2 separate regions of the Homo sapiens genome follow, and region 2 is linked to region 1. The links are chromatin contacts, found by Hi-C or POLR2A ChIA-PET in ENCODE. All regions are on one chromosome and are shown on one strand. Each heading gives the region's core, a stretch centred on a gene start or an enhancer-like site at or near the end of the contact. The rest is flanking DNA. Distances are from core to core; before and after follow the strand shown.

Region 1 (5,478 bases), core at 830-3,329:
CAAATACTGAGCCTATCCCAACACTGATTACTGCCAATGGTGTGCCTGAAAATGCATTGCCACTTCCACCTGCAGAGATGAATTCAGCCTCAAGGACCACAAGGAGAGAAGGACGGGCACAACCTCAGCTGCATGCATAAATAGGAAAGGACTTCCTGGGGGCTTGGGCAGAGGGCAGGGCATGGCAAATCTGGTTCAAAAAAGAATACACTTCGTCTTACCATGTTTCTATTTGGGGGAAAAAAAAAGACAATTTTTTTTCTTAAAACAAACTACAGGAAATAGCAGGAGAAAAGTCTTTCCCAATAGTGGGTGGGTTAAACTAAGCTTGAAAGATGATGGTATTACTCTGTCTTCAGAGGCAGCCCAGTATCCCCTGTACCCCCTGAGGTGGCCCTGAGCAGGGCAGTTTCATAAAACACAAGTTCTAGAGGTAGGAGGGTGGGTCTGGATACCTTCTGGAAACTTCTCAGGTGCCAAGGATTCTTCAAGACCCCAGATTTGCCACATGGCACCGCACTGTGGGCAGTCAGCCCAGGCAATTTCCTAGAATCCCCGCATGGTCAAGCCAGAGGATGTTGTGAGTTCATTGGGCCCAACCCACCCACCCGATTTCATCTGTCCAAGTCAGCGAAGGGAAGAGTTTCCCACTGTCACACATGGTCAGTGCTGGAGTGAGATTGCCACCAGGGCCCCTGGCTCTCAGAGGGAGTCCTCCCCACTGCCAGATCTCAGTCAGATGCCATGAGATGGGTGCTCAGAGACTGTGAACTCTCATTACAGAAGAACCACAAATGTCTGCAGGTCTAGCTGTGCGAGGAAAGTAGGATATTGGTGGACAATTCTACAATGAAGACACACTTCCCAACTGTAGGTCAAGCAAATGCCCCCATTCCCTCCAGACCATCCTTCCAGCCAGCAGACCTACAGCTGGAGCCAGGTGGCCAGGGCCCCTCACCCACACTGAGGGGTCTCTCCAGGGAGGAAGGGGGCCCAGCCTCCCTGGTCACCCCCTCCAAGGCTTAGTCCCTTCCTGTCAAGTTCTTTCTTTTCATTCGTAGGTATAAAGCAACATTCCTGGCCTGGCTCTTTGTTCTTCCTCGTAAAGAACAGAATGGCTGAGTGCTTTGGTTTCCAAGCAGCCGGGTCCCAGAACAGAAGGAGGAAACAGAACAGAGTGTCTCCAGTGAAAGACTACTTCACACCCTGCAGGTGGGACAGGTGAGATCACAAAGATGAGAGGTTAGAGGAAAGAGGAGCACCCCCAGGTAGCCAGGGCCCCCCAGGGAATGTGTGACAATACTGCAGATATTTGGGGTTATCACACCTGGAGGAAATACTACTGGTGTCTAGTGGGTACAGGCCAAAGATGCTGCTAAACATCCTACAATACACAGGACAGACCCCCACAACAAGCAATTGTTGTGGTGGTCCCAAGCAATTGTATTGGTCCCAAATGCCAATAGTACCACAGGTGAGAGGCCCTGAGCTAGACTGAGGGATGAAGGAGCCTGGGGTGTAATAGACCGATCTCCGAACTAAGACTCAAGAGTCTTGGGTTTCAACCCCATCTGGGCCACTACTTCACTGCTTAAACTTGGGCAAGTGATTTCCTTTTCCTGGGACTCAGTTTCCAACGTGGTAAAATGAGTGGGAGGAGATAAGCTTTGAACTCTAAAACTTCTGGTTCTATGGACAGCCATCAAGGAAGAGAAAGACATGGCTGGAGGGAGCAGTCAGGACAGGAGAAGGAAGGGGTCTCCCAAGATAGGCATGGTGTCAAGGTTCAAACGTCTGGGGATAGAGGGAGGAAGGGCCCGCTGCCTGGGGTGGGCACAGCAGCTGCATATGTGATGAAAACATGTCCTTAGACCTCCCCAGGACCTCCTCCCTGCCTCCCAGCCCAGTGGACAGGGAAGACAGGGCCATCGGAGCAGGACAAGCTTCAGGCACCCCTGGCAGGGCCTCAGCCTTCCAGGGTCTTCACACTTCCCATCCCAGGAAGGCAGTGGGCAGGGCCAGGCCCAGGAGCATGTTCCCTAAGAACAGGACAGGAGCCCTAGTGCCAGAGGATTACTCAGGAAGGGAATTGTCAACTCCCAGGCAGATGTTTGTGTTGGATGAGGGTCGGGACATATCCACTCACCGCGCTTCTGCTTCTCCCCACCCTTACTGCTCCCAGGACGTGGACACCATGTCAGTGGCAGTCCTCACTGAATGGGGAGAGGGTATATGGGGCTTTGGGAGCAAGGGCGAAGGAGAGGGTAGAATGGAATGAGGCAGGCATGTTATTGAGTATGTGCCTGCACGTTAATGGAAGTTCCCTTGCTTGGTTCCACAACTGCCTTTCAAAGTGGATATTGTTATGCCATCTTCCTGATAAAGAAACTAAGGCTCAGGGGTTGGAGCTTGCTCAGGATTACATTGCCAGTCTGACTCTGACATTCATGCTCTTTCTGCTTCCCAGAAAGGAAGGAGAAACAAGAAAGGAGATGGAGGAGGCAAAGGTTTAGATCTTAGAAGATCCAACAAGAAAAAAGGAGTGGAGAGTGACAATAAAGTCACAATGCTGGTTTATAACAAACTCCAGCAGGCAAGTGAGCACTGTCCCCATCAAACTGGTTCCCTGGGAATTTTATGCATTTATCCTCACAATGCTACCAGAGCTCAAAGCATTTCTGGAAACAAGTAGAACACTGCCTCAGGGCTGGTTTATAATTCACACGAATGAAACCATCTCTGCAAGTGAGGTCAATCACTATTCCTGATCCCAAACAGGCCCATTCTCTCAGCATCCACATATAAGTTGGGTTATCAAACTGGCTGGGCAGTTTTATAATTACAGCTCCCAATACTGTACGCAGTGGGGCAGAGTTGGGGTACGCAGTGGGGCAGAGATCCATGTGGTTCCATGCAGAGAGGTGGGTGTGTGCAGAGGAGCCCATGTGGTTCCATGCATGAGAGGTGGCTATGACTACAGGGGTCCATGTGCTTCCATGCATGAGAGGTGGCTATGACTAGAGGGATCCATGTGGTTCCATGCATGAGAGGTGGTTGTGAGCAGAGGGGTCCATGTGGTTCCATGTGTGAGAGGTGACTATGAGTCAAGGGGTCCCTGTGGCTCCATGCATGAGAGGTGGCTATGAGTACAGGAGTCCATGTGGTTACATGCATGAGTAGGTGCAGAGGTGGGTGGAGGATCTGGGTGGGTATCTGCTTCCTTCCCCAAATAAGCCCATCTAGGGCTAGGCTGAAAGTGACTCACTTATGCAGAGGCCACCAAACCATGAAGCACAGGCCTGCATGGCAGACAGAAGCCAGGGCACCACCCTTGGGCCTTTCTGCCTTTGCATCACATGAGGAGCGCCCATCTGCTTCTCGAAGGTTCTCAAGCAATGTGCAGACAGAGAGAGGAAGGCAGGGAAGAAGGAGAGAGCTGAGAAGCTTTGAGCTTTCATATCAAAATCTGATCTCACTGCCCCTGGAGAAGGAGAAGAACACACATCAAAGAACACTTTGCTGCTAACAATTTTTTTAAGCAATCAAAGGCATAAGTCCCAGATAAGCAGCCAGGGCATCGACTGGCTGTAAAGATGTAAAGATTGGGCAGTCTGAAGCTCCCCACATCCATCAACAGCTCTGTTGCTGCTTCCCAGGGCACAGGGAGATAAATGGCCCAGGGATTGAACAACTGAGGTCCAGTATTCTGGAGCCAGGAGTGTCTGAGGCAGGACACCCCAGGTCCCTGAGGGATAGTCTTGTGAGTGTAAATAATGCTTGAGCAAAGAAAGAGGGGCAGGAGAAAAGGGACTTTGGGGTGAGACTCCTGAGTCCCCTTTGCACAAGAATGAGCTAGGACCTTGTCAGAACCCTCTAGAAGTTGCCTTGTTTTCCCATGTCCACAAGCCATGGTCACTCATCCTACCTAGACAGATGCGTGGAGTGGAAAGGTTCTTCTCCTCAACTTTCAGAAAATCTAGAAAATCTAGTCCTGGCACCTGTTCCTGTTACTCAGATCCCCCAAAGGCAAGAGGGTTCTCCTGAATGTCAGACCTCCATCCTTCCAGCAGCAGCTAAAACTCACCTCTCCAACTCTGCCCCTAGATCTCTAACCAGCCACGGTGTAACAAACAGACCTAAAGAAAATGCTGCCTGGCTGCAGCAGCAGACTAGGAGCCAAAGAGCCAGAATTCTAAGGGGTGATTTTGGACAGGCCTCAGTTTACTCCACTGTGCAATGGCAGAGGGCAAGTATAGGTGATCCCTAAAGTCCTGTTTGGATCTGGATCCTCAAGGATACAACTCAGAGAAGATGCTCTACCAGGCACTGTTTGGATCCCAGAGCCCCTGGACTTGGCAGGCCTGTATCTCCTCTCCTGCTTGGACCTGCCCGGGTGGCTTCAGGCTCCAAACTTGTCTGAGGCTATTTCTGCAGCAGCCATGGAGTCCCTGAGGCTAGGACAGAAAAGGGGACTTACAGGAAGTCTGTAAACACACACCAGGCTGCAGAGGTTCCCAGGGCCATGCAGGGCAATCAAGAGGCTGATTTATTTTCATCAGTGAAATGCTGAAACTTAATCCCTGGAGCAAGCTGACCCGGCAGACAGCGGCAGGCAGCTCCTCAACCAGAGCAGAATTAGCTAGTCCGCAGCCTCTCAGGCCTCTCCACTGGGGCTGGCAGAGGGAGGGGACAGGGAGAAGGCTGGGGCTGGCCAGTTCAGCCACTGTGGCTCCAGATCCCTTGGGCTGGCCTCTCCCCTCCCCCATCACTGGCCTGCAAGGGTCTCCAGGACACAGGCACAGCATTGGGCAGAGCTGGACAGGCAGGCTTCCCACTTTAACTCAGTTCCTATTCCCTAGGTTCTCAAACCCCAACTGCATGGGGCAGCAGGGCAGGGCTCCTCAGGACTCCTACCCTTGTCAGAAATGGTGAGAAATGTTATGCTGAGAAATGGTGGGTGTCAGAATCCAAGCTCTACCCCTACCTGGCTGTGTAAGCATCAGTAAGTTACTTAACCTCTCTGTGCTTGTTTCTTCATCTGTGAAATAGGAACAAGAGAACTCAGGTCACAGGAGAGTCATGAGGAGTACAAGAAATTATGGGTACCTAACAGTATCTCACATATTGGGGGGTGCATATTAAAGGAGGTGGGCGGATAGATTCTCCTCCTCATCCCTAGCCAAATCACTGTCTGGGAGCATCAATTAATACAGTCCTTATGAAGGCCAATCTGGCCCTGTCTATAAAAATTATCTCTTCATATATTCTTCTACCCAGCAATTCCACTTCCAGAAATTTGTCCTATAGATAGACTTACCCAAATGAAAATGGTATATGTGCAACGCCATTCACTGCAGCATTTTTTTGGAAACAGCAAAAGATTGGAAACAGCTTAAATGTTTCTATGATTTAAAGGCAGTTTTTAAAAACCTAGTTATTAAAACATAGTGCACACATACAGTGGAATAGTATGCAGCT
Region 2 (5,478 bases), core at 1,403-3,902, 110 kb after region 1:
ACATCATCATCTGGGTCCCACCTCACATGACTCTTCCTCCAAGGAGTCTTTCTGGGCTACCTTAGCAGAATTCTCTAACCCATTGCTCCAGCTCATTCCCTTCAAAACTTGTTTGCCTATTTAGTGCCTGTCTCCCCTATTAGATTGCAAGACCCATGAGGGCCAAGACCTTCTCTATCTGTTCACTTAGAACAGCATTTGGCCCGTGGAAGGAGATTACTAATGAATCCTGCCTAGAAGCAGGGGATGGACAAGATGACCTCAAGGTTGACGAGGCTATAAAATCCACAGTATAGAGCTCTGCTGTGGCTCTGTGGCTCCCGCTGCCCTTCCCAGCAGGAGGAAAAGGCAGGGCGGCAGTAAGAGCTCTGGTTTCAGAGAAAGACCCACCAGCTGGGTGGAGCGCTCACCACCAGTGGGTCCCATTCCCTATAGAGGAAACTCCTATACAAAGCCCATCTGTCTGCCTGGTTGCTGCCCTGCCAGTCTACCCTCTCCCCCACTTAGTTGGCCTCCTTGGGCAGGGCAGAGCAGCACTGCGGCAGCCTGGTGCATTCTGAGCCCCCAGCACACGTGAGAGACTCCTCAGGTAGGCTATGCCCCCAAAAAGTCATCTTTGCCATTTGCCTGTTCCCATGCACAAGGCTACTGCATGACAAGGGGCCATCTGTCATATCTTTCTGGGCCTCTCTGGGCCACCCATCTCCCCCAATCAGACCCTTCACTGCCCGGAAGTTTATCCCCTTATCCTTCCTAAATATATCCTGCTGCTGTCAAGAGATGGAAAGCAAAAGGAAGAATGGCAGGCAAGGATGGAGAAATGCATGCCAGTAGGCAGTGAGAGACAAGGAGAAGGAAGCACAAAGGCCCAGGGACAGAGAGCAGGTGAAGAATTACACCGGGACACCTTGGGGAAGTCACTCAACGTGGGGCGCCTCAGTTTCCTCATCTGTAAAACAACAGAATCTTTTGGCCAATGTTTTATGCTCTAAAGGAATTAAAAGAACAAAGTCTGATAATGCATGTGAAATGCTGTCTAAGACCCAAAGCACTGTACAAATGTCCATTGCTATTAAAAGAAAAGGTTGCAGGAAGGGCAGTACGAAGGGGTAGACTGGGGAGGAGCAAGAAAACTGGAAAGTTCTGGAGTTTAAGGCAAAAAACTCTGCTCTGGATAAACAGAACAAGGAGGGAGGTGGAAGGAGAAGCAGAAACGTACTCTCCATCCAGGGGAGGAAAGGCTGAGAGAGGCCGCAGGAAAGGAGAAGACAAGGGAAGGGGCAGAAAACCCACTGCATGGAGGTACCTGCTGCAAGCCAGGCCCTCTGCATCTCTGCAAGGGGAGCATTCCAAGCTGGAGTCTACAGATGGAGACGCCCTCCAGCAAGGTGTGTGCTCGGCTTTAGTAAAGTTTCTTTGGAGGAAGATTCTTCCCAGACCTGCTTGATCCGTCAGCACCCCTTCCCCAAGGTAACACTTGTCCCTCTAAGCTCCCAGTAGCTGAGCATCAGTCATGACATTTTTGAGCACCCACCCTGTGCCAGGCACTGGGCTGGGCACTTCACATACATTACCTCATTGAATTCTCACAACAACTTTATGAGGTAGGCTTCTTATTCCCATATCCTTGAGAATGAAACAGAAACTCAGAGAGGTACATAACTTGCCCAAGGCCACCCAGCTAATAAGAAGCAAAACATGAGATGTACCAGATACAGGTCCTCAACTGCTCAATGAATGCTCCTTCTGGAAGCATCTTCTCCTTCTACTCCCTGAACTCCTTGAAAGGTCAAATATGAAGAGCAAACGTAGGGAGTGAAAGGGCAGGGAGGGTTACAAGCAACAATGGCAGAAGGTGCAGACATTGGCTGCAAGTGAAAGGCAAGGAACGCCATTTCCACCCCTAGGCAGAGCTGAGCCCATTGGACAGAACCATTTCCTTCCCAAACTCATAATCCATCTTGGTGCCAATCCCCCACCCCCTGTTACTCCAAGAAGCTGATATATGACTCCTGTGTCCAAACCTCAGTGGATACATCAGGGGCTGAGCCAGCCTGGCCAACCAGGGCCCAGCAATCCCTCCAGTCTTCTTGCCTCAGTTTCCCTTTCCCATCAAGACCAGCCAGAAAATACTCATGGGGAAATTGAGGACCAAAAGAAGACCTGGCCAATAAAGAGGAAGGGACAGTCTCTCAGGCGGTTCCAGACCAGCCAATCCTGACCTCCGACCTCATTCTCCATTTATCCCACCCACCCGCTTCTCCTGCCCTCGGGGTCCTGTGGCTGTGGACACTGAGGTTTTCTAGGTTGGCCAAATTGAGCCAACTGGGGTTGTGCGCGGCCCGGGGTAATTGAAATGGATCCCCTCCCCCTTTCCCTCTCCCCCTTGAGAACTAGCAGAAACACCTTCAAAGGCCGCTCTCTGGGAGCTCGGTCCCCATCAGCCACCCCCGGTAACCGCCCAGATTGCGCTCCGCGCCCCCCACCCAGATCCCCCGATTCCCCAGCCCGCCCCTGCCCCCGCCCCCGGGCCTTCGCCTTCACCTTGACCTGCGCCCGCTCCCAGGCCCAGGCGCTTTGCATAAACAAAGAGAGGAGGAGGGACGCCCCGGGCACCGCCCCCGCCCCGCCGGCGCCCCCGCTCCAATCTGGGACCCCGAGCCAGGCCTGTCCCAAGTCCTCCCGGGCCCGCCAGCCCGCGGCCCCTTACCTTGGCCTGGCATTTCCGATGACAGGAGAAGCTGCAGACTGCAAGAGGGCGAGACACAGAAAGAAAGTTTTAGCCGCGAGGTATGAAATGGAAACTCCGCGAAATCTCCTCCCACCCCAGCCCGCAATCCGCGCTCGGGAAGGAAGGAGGGAAGGAGGGACGGAGGGAAGGAGAGAGGGAGAGAGGGAGGGGACGGAGGGGAGCGGCTGCCGGGCCTGCGGGGCGGGAGTGCCCGGGACTGAGGACCCGCGGCCGGGGAGGCAGGGGGCTCCCAGAGCCAGAGCCCCTCCGGGTGCGGGAAGGTGGGGGGAGCAAAGGGGGGGGTCCCCCACTGGACCCCTGCCAGGGGCAGAGGTAGCCCGGACCCGGGCCCCACGCCAGCCCCACCAAGGAATAAGGGGGGCCTTCTCCCCTTACACACACACCAGGCAGGCAGACGACATCGCAAACCACAATCACACTTACTCTGCCCCAGAGACAGACACACAGACACAATTCAGAGTCCAGGAGCGGGCCCACGCATATACACATTACACCCACACCCACACACTCACCCAGAACCACTCCCACCCATCCACACAGCCATCCACGCACACACACACAGTCTCACACACACAGATTCATCCAGGAAGAGCCCTGACTCAGGGCACCAACACACACAATTTTGTGGGACACCATCAGTTGCAGCCTGACACAGATTTGTGGACACAGACACGTGAACAGATGCTCACATAAACTTCATGTGCATGACTTGAAACACACAGACACACACACACACACACACACACAGGACTTGCTCTTCCTCCCATTACCAGAAGCTGGAATCAAATTTCCTATAAGGTTCCCGAAGCCTGGAATGTCCCCAGCCCTGCCGCCCCACCCCCCAGGGCTCTGGGACTCCACCAAGGGATTTGGTGACCTCCCTGCAGATCTCATGGGTGGGCGAGGGGTCTCCCGAGTTGGGTTTTGCACTGCTTTGGGTCTTGTTGGCTGCCCAGGACCTGCTAAGGCTGGGGGGTTAGGAACTCTGGTTAGAGAACTGGGGAGGGGGAGATAGGGGAGTGCCCTGACTCCAAATCCTCAACAGCCACAGCCCAGGACCACAGCCATCCACCTCCTTCTCCTGGATCTATTGCACCCCACCCCCTTCCAGCTTTGAACCAACCTGATTCTCAGCAGACTGCAGAAAGGGAGGTTGAGGCACAGATGAATGCCCGGAGCAGCCCAGGGAGGCTCCGGGGTTCCCCACACTAAGGCTTCTTCTGATTTGTCTGAGGCAGAAGGGGCTGGGCATGGGGAAGGGGGAGAAGCTGGGAAGCACACTGGGTGGTGCCTGGAAAGGGACCTTGGCCACTGGCCCTAACATGGGATCTTCTTCTCTCAGAACCTAGTCCTGGCCCAGCCCAGGCCTGTGACTCACCGGTGCTGAGCAAGGTTTTCCTGACCCCACCAGCCACCCAGCCTAGCTCAGGGACATCTCCACCCTGGCCACAGCAGGACATACTCCCCACTCAGCCACACAAGCGTTACCCATCACTCTGGTCTTTCTGCTTCTCCCTCTCCCTCAGCACCACCACCAGCCCGGGTAGCAACTCCCTCACTTCGCAAAGGTGTTCCCTCTTGGACACCAGCAGCCTCCCTTGCCCCACCCCATCCAAATAGAGGAAACGTCCCCTTTGTTGGTCCAACAGTGTGGGCTCCTTCCAGGGGGACCTGCCTCTCTCTCTCTCCTACACACACACAGAGAGAGAGAGAGAGAGAGAGAGAGAGAGAGAGAGAGAGGAGCCTGGTACACAGGAGAGGCTTAATAAACGTTTGCTGAGTTGGACCTGTCTGAAGATATCCCCTGTGGTTTATGCGCACCCCAATTTAGTCATGTCCCCCCGACTCTCAGATCGTTCCTGAGCTGTAGACCGCCACCTCAACATCTCATGTTCAACCAAAAAGGCATCTCTAAGCATCCACCCCAGTCTAGACATGAGGGACACAATGGGGGCCGGGACTCCACCTCCCTCCAGCATGCTCCCTGCTCTGCCAGTTCCCAGAGTGCCTCAGGGCCTTGGCACTTGCTGTGTCAGCTGCCTGGTACACTCCCCCTCACCCCAGCACCCCATCGTTCCCTGGACCAAATCCCTCTTATCCTTTGGGAATCCACCCAAAGTCATCTCCTCAAAGAGGCCTCCCCTGACCACTCAAATTAGAGTAGCTTTCCAATTATTCCTTTTCAGCACACCGGTTATTTCCTGGTTATTTTCTGAAGTTGCCCTGGGTAACTTCTCTCTAATCTATCTCCCCACACTACACTCAGAGGGCAAGGAGCATGCCTGTCTCCTTTGCACTGTAGCCCCAGCAGCTAGGACAGTGTCTGCTTCAGGCCCATGAGACCATACAGCATCTTTGTGCAAACTAGAAGGAGGCCCATCCCCTGGGCAGACCAGCCCCAGGGACACACAGCTGGGCTCATGCACAGTGTCTTTGTGGAAATGGTGAGAAGGTGCCCTTTCTCCAGGCAGATCAGCCCTGTGCCAAAATGCATGGCTTGGTAGGCAAAGGGTGGGCTGACTCCTGTGCTCTCTCGGGTAGGCACCCTTGGCAGTGCATGGCCTGCCTGACTGTACAGGGCAGCCCTGCCTGTCACACAGTGGGCACACACTCAGCAAATGCCCTCAAGTGGGGGGGCAAATGGAGAAATCATCAGGTAATTGCAATACGCTATGCTGAGTGCTTCCTGTACACTGGAATGCAGAAAGCTTGTCCTTGGCAGCTCT

Evidence for each region. A loop is a pair of places that touch in the nucleus more often than their neighbours do. ChIA-PET counts read pairs that join two places held with the same protein, here RNA polymerase II (POLR2A). Pooled maps may share reads with other maps.
Region 2: a map of endothelial cell of hepatic sinusoid shows a loop between it and region 1 (4-fold over the local background). The contact joins the promoter of TNS1-AS1 here to the enhancer-like site in region 1. A Hi-C loop is called at or near these places in 1 of 168 maps with a recorded cell type or tissue (endothelial cell of hepatic sinusoid) and 2 of 50 pooled maps. POLR2A ChIA-PET finds 5 or more read pairs at or near these places in 2 of 52 experiments (AG04449 and activated CD4-positive, alpha-beta T cell).

The regions. Positions count from the first base shown.
Region 1 is chr2:217,862,037-217,867,514 of GRCh38, forward strand. The region is part of intron 18 of TNS1 (tensin 1); the gene reads right to left. Among named protein-coding and RNA genes, the nearest start is that of SNORA115, 31 kb to the left of the region's middle. RefSeq lists an enhancer at 3,297-3,356. Within about 2 kb of position 2,080, at least 5 of the 41 ENCODE cell types and tissues checked have a DNase peak (open chromatin) inside an H3K27ac peak, as active enhancers do.
Region 2 is chr2:217,976,055-217,981,532 of GRCh38, forward strand. TNS1-AS1 (TNS1 antisense RNA 1) reads left to right here and starts at 2,653. Exons shown (of 4, transcript NR_135524.1): 1 at 2,653-2,790. TNS1 (tensin 1) reads right to left here. Exons shown (of 33, transcript NM_001387777.1): 3 at 2,711-2,748. RefSeq lists an enhancer at 2,649-3,537.